Regions from separate parts of the Homo sapiens genome. Here region 2 is linked to region 1. A link is a loop called in an ENCODE intact Hi-C map of the cell type or tissue named here. Cell type or tissue: heart right ventricle. All regions are shown on one strand. Links, peaks and the distances in the headings refer to the core of each region. The heading gives the core; the rest is flanking DNA. Region 1 overlaps AGAP3 (ArfGAP with GTPase domain, ankyrin repeat and PH domain 3). Region 2 overlaps ABCB8 (ATP binding cassette subfamily B member 8).

What was found. A loop is a pair of places that touch in the nucleus more often than their neighbours do. Peaks named below come from ENCODE experiments on the same cell type or tissue, not always from the same donor. Only the 100,000 strongest peaks of a DNase experiment are listed, where the experiment ranks them.
Region 2: it touches region 1 in a loop (2.2-fold over the local background); 75 of 110 quality-filtered maps call a loop at or near these places.

Annotation. Positions count from the first base shown.
Region 1 is chr7:151,102,372-151,107,738 of GRCh38, forward strand. The region is part of intron 1 of AGAP3 (ArfGAP with GTPase domain, ankyrin repeat and PH domain 3); the gene reads left to right. LOC124901778 (a long non-coding RNA gene) reads left to right here. Exons shown (of 2, transcript XR_007060595.1): 2 at 1,990-2,754. Among named protein-coding and RNA genes, the nearest start is that of AGAP3, 19 kb to the left of the region's middle. RefSeq lists an enhancer at 1,155-2,062. In heart right ventricle, for the core only: no CTCF peak of the experiment used is centred there; no DNase peak of the experiment used is centred there; H3K27ac peaks cover 742 bases.
Region 2 is chr7:151,037,055-151,042,421 of GRCh38, forward strand. It overlaps ABCB8 (ATP binding cassette subfamily B member 8), which reads left to right. Exons shown (of 16, transcript NM_007188.5): 10 at 3,214-3,247; 11 at 3,444-3,580; 12 at 3,774-3,868; 13 at 4,045-4,178; 14 at 4,907-5,054. Among named protein-coding and RNA genes, the nearest start is that of ASIC3, 8.8 kb to the right of the region's middle. RefSeq lists enhancers at 2,074-2,858, 2,859-3,642. In heart right ventricle, for the core only: no CTCF peak of the experiment used is centred there; a DNase peak (open chromatin) is centred at 2,405; H3K27ac peaks cover 1,804 bases.

The DNA.
Region 1 (5,367 bases), core at 84-5,083:
TGTTTGTGCTGCAAATGTCACAAGATTGACAGCTTCTGCTGTGGGTGACAGGAGTTACAGGTTCTAAGCCAGGGACAGCAGGACCAGATCTGCTATCTCAGAAAGAATGGTAGTGTGGTTGCTCACGCAAGTAATCCCAGCACTTTGAGAAGCCAAGGCAGGAGGATCACTTGAGCCTAAAAGAGTTCAAGACCAGCCTAGGCAACATAGTGATACCTCGTCTCTACAAAAAAAAAAAAAAAAATTTCTTTTTTTTTGAGACAGGGTCTCGCTCTGTGGCTCAGGCTGGAGCGCAGTGTCATGGTGTGATCTCAGCTCACTGCAACCTCTGCATCCCAGGCTCAGGTGATCCTCCCACCTCAGCCTCCCAAGTAGCCAGGACTGCAGACATACACCATCACACCCAGCTAATTTTTCTATTTTTAGTAGAGACGAGGTTTCTCCATGTTGCCCAGGCTGGTCTCGAACTCCTGGGCTCAAGCAATCTCCCTCGGCCTCCCAAAGTGCTGGGATTACAGGCATGAGCCACCTCACCCAGCCGCTACAAAAAATTTTTAAAAATTAGCCAGGTGTGGTGTTACACACCTGTAGTCTCAGCCACATGGGAGGCTGCTGCAGTTAGATAAGCTATGATTGTGCTACTGCACTCCAGCTTGGACTATATTTAGGAAGACCTTGCCTCTGAAAAAACACACACAAGAAAGAATGCCTTTCTCTTAGTTCTCATACTGTGCCAGGCACTGCCTGTGTGCTTACGTGCCCTTCTCGTATTCCTGCAATTTTTGGAGCATCCCTACAGGGTAGTATTAACCCCATTTTGCAGATGAGGAAACTGAGGTACACAGATGTAAAGGAAATGGCCCAAGGCTGCTCATTCAAATCGTGGAGACAGGACCTGTACCCAGGAAGTCTGGCTTTGGAGCCTGTGCTGCCACCTTTATGCACAGGGAGAAAGATAAGACCTTTAAAAACAGAGCAGAAATTTAGAAGAATGTTGTCTAATCTTGGGATGAGAGATCCTCTTAAGCGGACAGAAAACCCAGAATTTATAGAGGAACAAACTGACAGATTCCCCCCACCCCCAGCTTTTTATTTTGAAAAATGACAGCATTTAAAAATGTGATCATTATTAACATTTTACCGCATTTGCTGGCTCTCTGTCACTGCCTCATGCTCACATATGTTTTTTCAGCAGTTGTAGACACACTGACACATCTTCCCAAGCTCTTCAGCAGGCATCTCCTGAGGACAGGCACATCATTCTACACAACCATTACACCAGAATAGCACCTAGGAAGGTCAGAAGAGCTCCCTGATATTTAGTAGCTGACCCATAACCACACTTCCCCAGCGATGCCTGAAAGGTCTTACAGAGCTTTTTTTGTTTTCCTAGATAAGGATGAAACAGGATCCAATGTGATACCTTTTCCCCCATGACATGGACTTATTGTAGGGCCAGGACCCATTTTCCTGTAGAAGGCCCGAGTCCTGGAACCGTGACGTGGGCTGGCTGGCGCTGGGTGTTTTCTGTCTTGTTCCTTTCTCCCTTGTGGGGTCTTTGAACTGAACTGTGATCTGGAAGCTCAGCGGGAACACCCGGTTCCTCCACGGGACCACAGCCTTAGTGCCGTGGCGGGGGCGTGAGGACTGGGTCTCTCCAATGTGAAGGTTCATTTCCTCCCTCTGTAATTAGTAAGTAGTCTGTAGGGGTGATCATTCCACACGCTCGAAATAAACTGCCCCGCACAACTGTTCACCTGATGGTTTTAGCGTCCATCAATGATCTTTGCCTGAGTTGGTGATATCGGGATTGTCAAGGTGGCCGTAAACCCGACAATCTTTCTGTAAGTATTAGCCAGTGTTCTGTTAAGAGCAGCATCTTCCCACTCTTATCTTTAGTGTCGCCCTTGTGTCATGGATTTTGTTGTTCAAATGTTATAACCAGTGACAAAACTAGCAGACATGTAATTACATTTCTGGGTCATAAAGCAGGAGGACCTCTTGCAGTGCACATGTGCCGGATACATGCTTTGCGTGCCCGCTATACGAAGAGCTCCTGCAGATTAAGAAAACGATTTGAAAAACCCAAGAGAAAAACAGGCCAAAAGAAAAGAAAGACAGGCAAAGAGTAGGATCAAGACAAATGAAAGAAGAGGAAATGCTTTGTGTTGCTGATGAACATGAAAAGGCGCAACCTCACTAGTAATCAGGGGCGTGCCCATCAGAAGCGCCAGGGACTGGTTCCCCGGTTGGAAGAGCAGACTGCTGGCGCACAGGGTGCACCGACATCCCCACCCACGGCTGGTGGAGAGCAGGAGAAGGGATTGCTACGACCAACCTGGAAAAGTAACGGCGTTATCCATTCACATGAAGCATTCACATGCCTCGGGAAGAACACACCATAGGCACACAGGTATTGATTACCGCCTTGCTTGTGGTAGCTAAAAAAGAAGGAAGTGACGTGACTGTCCCTCAGCAGGGGAAGGGTTGAAGAACGGACAGAACATGCATACTGTGAGATGCTATGAAGCCAGGCCACCGGAGCAAGCTAGAGCCAACCCAGTGGCCTGGGGAGGGCCCCAGGTGCCCCTGGCGGGGCGGTTTGGTGTGAACTGCAGCGTGAGCAGGAGCTGGGAAGACAGTCACTCAGGACGCATCTGTGTTAAGGAGAGGGAAGAGGGCATGCGGCCAAAACAGTGGTTTTCTGAGCATGTTGTGAATGTTTTCTTACCCTGAAATAAAATTTAAAAAAGATTGGCAGAGTGCACATTTATACTAGCCACAGCCTGTGTTCTTCCTCTGTATCCCCTCAGAGTCTGACTCAGAGGATTTTCCTCTCCTCATTCCAAGGGGGAACAGTCTTCTGTTTCTTTTTACAAAGTAATATATCGTCTGTAAACATTTCAGAAAACAGGGTGATGTACACTTACTGCAGAAAAACATAAAAGAAGCAAAAGAAGTCACCAGTAATTCTAACCAGAGGCAGGCAGCCACGGTCACCATTTTGTCATTATTTTGATATTTTCTTGCATTTTTTATACAGGTCCATATAATTTTGTTACATACAAATTTGTATCTGACTTTTTAAACAATCAAGTATTATGCCAGTCATGGTGGCTCACACCTGTAATCCCAGCACTTTGGGAGGCTGAGGTGGAAGGATCACTTGAGGCCAGGAGTTTGAGACCACTGTGGGCAACATAGGGAAACCCCGTCTCTACAAAAAAAAAAAAAAGAAAAAAAATTAGCCGGGCATAGCTGACACACACCTGTGCTCCCAGCTACTTGTGGGGCTGAGGTGGGAAGATCTCTTGAGCCCGGGAGGGGAGAGGCTCCAGTAAGCTCTAATCTCGCCACTGCACTCCGGCCTGGGGAACAGAGCCTGTCTCCAACCCCTCCATTCCGCCCCCCCCCCCGACACCACACACACACACACACACACACACACACACACACACACAGTCAAGCATTGCCACCCACCCATGCTAGGTAAGAGTCTTTTTTTTTTTTTTAAACCAGCTCATGTTTAATTGTGACATTTTAAAATTGTACAAGTATTTTGACGTCTGCCCCCCACATTTAGTCTCTTAAAATGACAGGAAAACACCAACCAATCTGAGGTTTAATGGGTTTAATAAGTTTACCTCTCAGTTCCTACTTGTAGCACCCAATATTCCTTTGAAAATATGAAACAGACCTGTCAGTGGCCAGCAGTGAATTTCTGCCCCGCCAACAGAGTTGAAAAGTTCAGGTACTCTGAGCATTGTGTTGCAGTGGCACTTGTCCAGAATTGGTACCTCCCCATAGTTGGGGGCTTTAAATGTACCAGTGAAAATAGCTTTTTCCTCTTCAAGCGGAAGAAAGAAAATCACTCCTCAAAACACAGCAGATCTGGGTGTGAGGTCTTTCCTTTTGTCTCTTCAGGCTGGTGAAAGAGTCTTTGCAAAAATTTATATTAAATTAAATTATTTATTTTTTTGAGACAGGGTCTCACTCTGTTGCCTAGGCTGGAGGATAGTGGCACAACCTCGGCTCACTGCAACCTCCACCTCCCAGGTTCAAGTGATCCTCTCACCTTAGGACTACAGGCATGCAACACCAGCCTCAGGTGCTTTTTTTTGTTTTTAAGATGGAGTTGCACTGTCACCCAGGCTGGAGTGCAGTGGTGCAGTCTTGACCCACTGCAGCCTTCTCCTCCCGGGTTCAAGCAATTCTCCTGCCTCAGCCTCCGGAGTATCTGGGATTACAGGCACGTACCACCACACCCAGCTAAATTTTGTATTCTTAGTAGCACAAAGTTTTGCCGCGTTGGCCAGGCTGATCTCGAACTCCTGACCTCAGGTGATTCGCCCGCCTCAGGCTCAGGATTTGAAAGCCTCCCAAAGTGCTGAGGTTATAGGAGTGAGCCACCACGCCTGGCCTCTCAGGTGCTTTTAAACTTCTGTCCACTAGACTCTCAGCCTGTCTGAATCTTTTAAAAAATCGCTGCACTGTTACCTGCAGTGGCCTAGAGCATCCCTCACAGTGCAGCACCTTCGCACGTCTGCACCTGCACTTTCAGCAGCTGTTTTCCACACTTCCTCCACATCAGTCCTGCAAAATTAGTGCAATGATTTGAACACTTTATTGCATCTTCTGTTTATAAAAATATTTTGCGGCCGGGCGTGGTGGCTCACGCCTGTAATCCCAGCACTTTGGGGGGCCAAGGGAGGTAGATCACCTGAGGTCAGGAGCTCGAGACCAGCCTGGCCAACATGGTGAAACCCCGTCTCTACTAAAAATACAAAATTTAGCCGGATGTGGTGGCACGCACCTGTAATCCCAGCTACTCGGGAGGCTGAGGCAGGAGAATCACTTGAACCCGGGAGGCGGAGGTTGTAGTGAGCTGAGATCGTGCCATTGCACTCCAGCCTGGGCGACAAGAGCAAGACTCCGGCTCAAAAAAAAAAAAAAAAAGTTTTTGCTTTTGGGGCCAGGCACGATGGCTCATGCCTGTAATCCCAGTACTTTGGGAGGCCAAGGCAGGCAGATTGCTTGAGCTCAGGAGTTGGGAGGCCAGCCTGGGCAACATGGTGAAAGCGGTCTCTACAAAAAAAATACTAAACCTAGCTGGGCGAGGTGGCACACCTGTAGTCCCAGCTACTTAGGAGGCTGAGGCGGGAGGATCGATTGAGCCCAGGAGGTCAAGGCTGCAGTGAGCTGTGATGGCGCCATTGCACTCCAGCCTGGGTGACAAAATGAGACCGTCTCAAAAAAATTTTTTTTTTTTTACTTTTGTAAAAAATACAAAGGCAAGTGGAAGGGATGGTGCTGCTGACAGGGAATGAATCTCATACTTGGAATGCATTTTAGAGGCTCATTGGGTTG
Region 2 (5,367 bases), core at 135-5,134, 65 kb before region 1:
CTCTTACCTGGCAGAGCGGAAACTATCCCCATGACATGGGAATCCCCATTTGCCCTCCCCCAGCCCCTGGCACCCACCATTCCACTTTCTGTCCTTATGATTTGACAACTCTAGGGACGTCCTCTAAGTGGAGTCAGACTATGTCCTTTTGTGACTGCGTTTTGTCACTCCACATTGTGTCCTCAGCTTCCTCCGTGTTGCACCCTGTCCGAATTCCCTTCCGCTGCAGGCTGTGACATTCCATGCATGGAAGGACCATCCTTGACAGGCTGTGTGAGCTGCCCTTCCCCATGCCTGCCACTTCCAGGGATGACAAGCTGACCCCTGTCCCCACACACCCCACCCTTATAGCTTATTGCTTTGCGTTGGTCCAAAACCACCCGCTCAGCTGAGCCTCTGGGATGACCAGAGCTGATCACCAGACAGCTCAAGGCGGGCCTCCCCCCTCCTATCTCTTTCCAAGCTAAACACAAGCAGTTCTACATAAATATGTTATGGTAAATAATGAGATAGTAAATATGCTGTAACAGATCATCAAAGGGTGAAGACCCGTCTCCACGAACCGTGCATCACCTCTGCCACCCCATCCCTCCCCCCACGACCCCCCTGCTCTTCCACCGGGGCCCCCACCCCATTCTACTGAGGCATGTGTCCTCGCCCTGCTGCATGGTGCACCCCTGCGTGTGTGTCCGCCGGATCAGAACCCCTCACTGCAGGGTGTACTGTCCCAGGAAGCGGGAGGCGGACGGAGACAGGCTCCCATTTTCAGCCCCAAACCTGACATTCCACAGAGACGTTCCTCCCATTTCCGCAGCTGCATGGACACCCTCGCGTGCCCCGTTTCTGCTCGTGCTCCCTAATCTGAGCACCTTCAGACCCTTTCTGGTCCCGGGCTCAGGCCTCCTTGGCAGCCTCGCCCTCCTCCAGCCCAAGGAGCTGTTCTGTCGTGGCTTTGGAATTCAGATGCTCTCACTGTGATAGAGATGGGGTCTTGGGGGGCTGGGAGCTGTTCTGTCGTGGCTTTGGAGTTCAGATGCTCTCACTGTGATAGAGATGGGGTCTTGGGGGGCTGCCTCCACCACTGCCTGCCCTGCTCAGCGCTGACCCACTTCCCTTGACCAGAGTTTTGGCCTCTCTGAATGGGACGGTCGTTTTAGTCCTGAGGGCCCATAAGAAGCCCAGTGGCGGCTGGGTGCGGTGGCGCACACCTGTAATCCCAGCACTTTGGGAGGCCGAGGTGGGTGGATCGTGAAGTTAAGAGATCGAGACCATCCTGGCCAACATGGTGAAACCCCGTCTCTACTAAAAATACAAAAATTAGCTGGGCATGGTGGTAGTCCCAGCTACTCGGGAGGCTGAGGCAAGAGAATCGCTTGAACCTGGTAGGCAGAGGTTGCAGTGACCTGAGATTGCGCCACTGCACCCCAGCCTGGCAACAGCAAGACTCCGTCTCAAAAAAAAAAAAAGAAGCCCAGTGGCTCCCTTAATAAAATCACCCCTTAGCCCTCTGTGGTGGGCAGTGGTGGGACAGTCTCCCTGTGGGGAGGGTGGCTGCACTGTCCAGCCCCAACCCTCCCGCTTCGGGACCCCCACTTCCCCTTTAGGGCCTGAGACTCTGACTTTACCTCCCACCGTACTGCTTGGCCATCCAGCAGCTTTATGACACACACAAGAACCCCCAGGGGCTTGTCTGTGCTGTTTCGCTGGCTGCTCCCACAGCCACAGGCCCTAGACCCATCCTCTTGGAGGTCCTTCTAGCGCTGCCTATGTGGAGATTCTTCCCCACTCATCTTGGGGGTTTGGATTTGTTGCATAAAGCAGCTGATGTGTTTCCCACAGGGTCCTGCCAGCTAAGCCAAGGGCCCATGCATTGGCACTGGGGTCTAGCAGAGAGAGGGGAGCAGGATGGCCCGGCCTACCTCAGGCAGCCTAACCTATGAGCCCATCCTGAGTACTCCTGATGGAGATGGGGAGGTGCCCAGACAGACAGCAAGTGGGGCCCAGCCGCCTCATCAGAATCAGGGCCAGGCTCCACCTGGGAACAGGCCCGTAGCCTACAGCCCACGGCCCCTGAGAGCAGGGTCATCACACTCCAATGAGTCATGTGCATTTTGAATTTCAGTTGCTGCCCAGCCCCTTTGCCAGGCCCTAATGTCTTCCAGATCTCTGGTGGAGAATGTGCCCCTGCTCATCAACAGATAGCTGGCTGGGCTGGCTCCTTCCTGCCTGGTGCCTCCCCCGGCTGCCTTTAGCAAGTGCTGACTGCACTGAGTCCACTGGGACCTTTTCCTTTTGGGTTTCGAGGCTCCTCCCACTCACCCCCACCCTAGTGCTGGAAGAAGTGAGTCTGCAGCTGAAGGGTTGCTGGGGAGTCAGTCTTTCCTCTTACTTAGGAGGGGACCAGGCATACACACACTGTCACAGGTCAGCCAGGCCAGTCAGGGACCAGTGACTCACCTTCCTCCTCAGCCTCCTGGCAGCCGGCCAGCCCTACCCCGGCCCTGCCGGGACGAAGGAGGCCACCCACTGTCTAGACAGATAACACTGTGGGTATACTTATCTGCAGGGCAAGCTCATGAGAAAAATTTTTTTCAGGGAATTTTGTTTTGGGGTCTCCTGAGAGTTCCCCTGTGGCCCAGTGTCTTCTGTTTTCTTCTTTCTCCAAAAAGATTTAACATCACTTCTTCCACCTAAATGTCTGCCAAAGTCATTGCTTCCCCAAGAGTCTGCAGCATTAGATCTGCTCTCCCCTTCTAAGCCACGCACCCTTGATCTCTGTTCATGGTGGCGGCCTCCGCATCCTCAGGGCCGAGCAGGGAGTCCGTGGGTCAGCTGGGCTCCCTTCCTCGTGGGCTGATATCACCGCTGCATGTGTGCACAGGCCTCACCCTGCAGACCACAGGCCAGGGCACTGGAGGACACCCACAGAGGCCTGTGCCTTCACTTCCATTTCCTCGTGGAGCACCCCCTCCCAGGGGCTTGGGCTGAGCTGAGGGACAGCTGTCATCCTCATCTGGCCAAGGAGGGAGCCAGGGCTCAGCGATCTGGTGTTGCTACGTCCCAGGGCTCTACGCCCCCATGGTGCAGGAGCAGTCTCTGCATTTGGCCACAGGCCACCTGCTTCCTTGCTCCCCCGCCCCACCGTGGCTTCCTTCCCCTCCTCTGGCTCTTCTTGTTCCCATCTATTCCACCCCTCTCTCCTTTTTCTGACAGGTCCATGGCCAACCTCTCTGTCCTGTTTGGGCAGGTGAGTGGCCGGTAGGGTGGAGGGCCTGGGGTGTGGAGTTTGTGCCGTGTGTGCCGCTGTGGGAGCTGCCTATTGACTGGGTGTGGGCGGGCAGAGGAGCTGGGGAGACCCCAGCCCAGAGCCATGGCCACTCCCTGGAGATGCTGTTGTCACCCCTACTCCTGCCTCCCTGCGGACTTTGGATCCCCTCCCACAGGTGGTCCGGGGGCTGAGTGCAGGTGCCCGGGTCTTTGAGTACATGGCCCTGAACCCCTGCATCCCACTGTCTGGGGGCTGCTGCGTCCCCAAAGAGCAGCTGCGTGGCTCCGTTACATTTCAGAACGTCTGCTTCAGGTCAGCACGGGTGAGCAGGCGTGGGGATGGGTCCCTGGGCCGGGGATGAGGCGAGTGGATTCGGGGGTGGAGGTCTGGACTAATGTCCCCCATAAACAGGCCCTCTCAGAGGGCTACAGGGAGACTTCAGGAGGGACCCGGGCAACAAGGGCTGGGAGCCTGGTCTGACTGGGGGTCTCTCGGCTCCTCCCAGCTACCCCTGCCGCCCCGGCTTCGAGGTGCTGAAAGACTTCACCCTGACGCTGCCCCCTGGCAAGATCGTGGCCCTCGTGGGCCAGTCTGGCGGAGGTAAGGGGAGCCCACCACCTCTTCACCCTCTGACTCTTCTCTAGCAGCCACTCAGAGCAAGGCCGGGAGCAGTGAGCCCCCGGTGGGGTCCCTTCCTCCACTGCCACAAGGGGCCTTCTTTCCTGGGACAATCCCTAGAATCCCTGGCCTCCCTCCCTCTCAACCCAATTCCCCAGGAAAGACCACCGTGGCTTCCCTGCTGGAGCGCTTCTACGACCCCACGGCAGGCGTGGTGATGCTGGATGGGCGGGACCTGCGCACCCTTGACCCCTCCTGGCTCCGGGGCCAGGTTGTCGGCTTCATCAGCCAGGTGCGGGGCCACATGGGCAGCCCTTGGCTCCCACTGCCCGTCCTCCCCTGGGCCCTGCCCCCTTAGTCCTCAGGTGCCTTTTCTTTCTTTCCCACCCTCATCCTTGCTGCTCTCGGGAGACCCTGGCCGTCTTCACATGTCCTCAGCTGTTGTCTGGGTGAGGCATCCCTGTCGTGGGAGCAGCCACAGCTCTGCCTGGTCTCCCAGAGCAGGGACGCTTTGTCCGCATTTACAGCAGTCTACACAGATGGGGAATCCCTCAGATTCTCTGCAAATCCCATAGCATCCAGGTCTAGAGAAGCCTATAGTGGAGGTGCTGAGCTGCAGCCGTTCTCCCTCTGCTTGAGGTGGCACTGCCCAGCGAGGGTCCACCCTTCCCTTTGAGGGCCGTGAATGAAGAGGGCATGCCTGCTGTCCGCCAGGGAGAGTGCCTGTGCAGAAGAAAGGCAAATGCAAGCCCCCAACTCCCAGCGCCCTGCCCTGCCAGCTCCTCCCACTCCCACTCCTGGGGAGGGATTCTGGGCCCTTGGTAGGAAGTCGAACTGTCCTTCCCTTTTGGGGGCCACTCTGCATCCTCACTTCACCTCTGACTTTGAACGTCTGATTCTTCAAGAGATCCTAATCTAATCCACCAGATAGACTGTCCCATTGTGTATGGTGGCCCCTCCAGTTTCTGGGGCAAAGAGAATGTTTCTATGGACTCTGTCTCCATAACCCCTCACCCACAGGAGCCCGTCCTGTTTGGGACGACCATCATGGAAAACATCCGCTTTGGGAAGCTGGAAGCTTCCGATGAAGAGGTGTACACAGCCGCCCGGGAAGCGAATGCTCACGAGTTCATCACCAGCTTCCCCGAGGGCTACAACACGGTCGTCGGTGGGTGCTCGGGTCTGCCGGGAACCAGGTGGTGAGGCACTGGGACACAGGATTCCACAGGAGCAGTGAGCAGCCCAGTGGGACTGAGGGCAGCAGGGACAGCTGGGGAGAAAGACAGTTGTGTCAGGGAAGACGAGAACCACAGCCAAAGGGGACAGAGTCGTTGTGTGGGGACAGGGGAGTCCAGGCCAGTGTGGTTCAGAACCAGCAGACCAGGCAGGCTGCAGAGACAGGACGGGCTCTAGGAGGAGCTGGAGAATGCGACAGAGGGCATATGACAGGCTCCTGGCCAGGGACACAGTGATGCATGGTG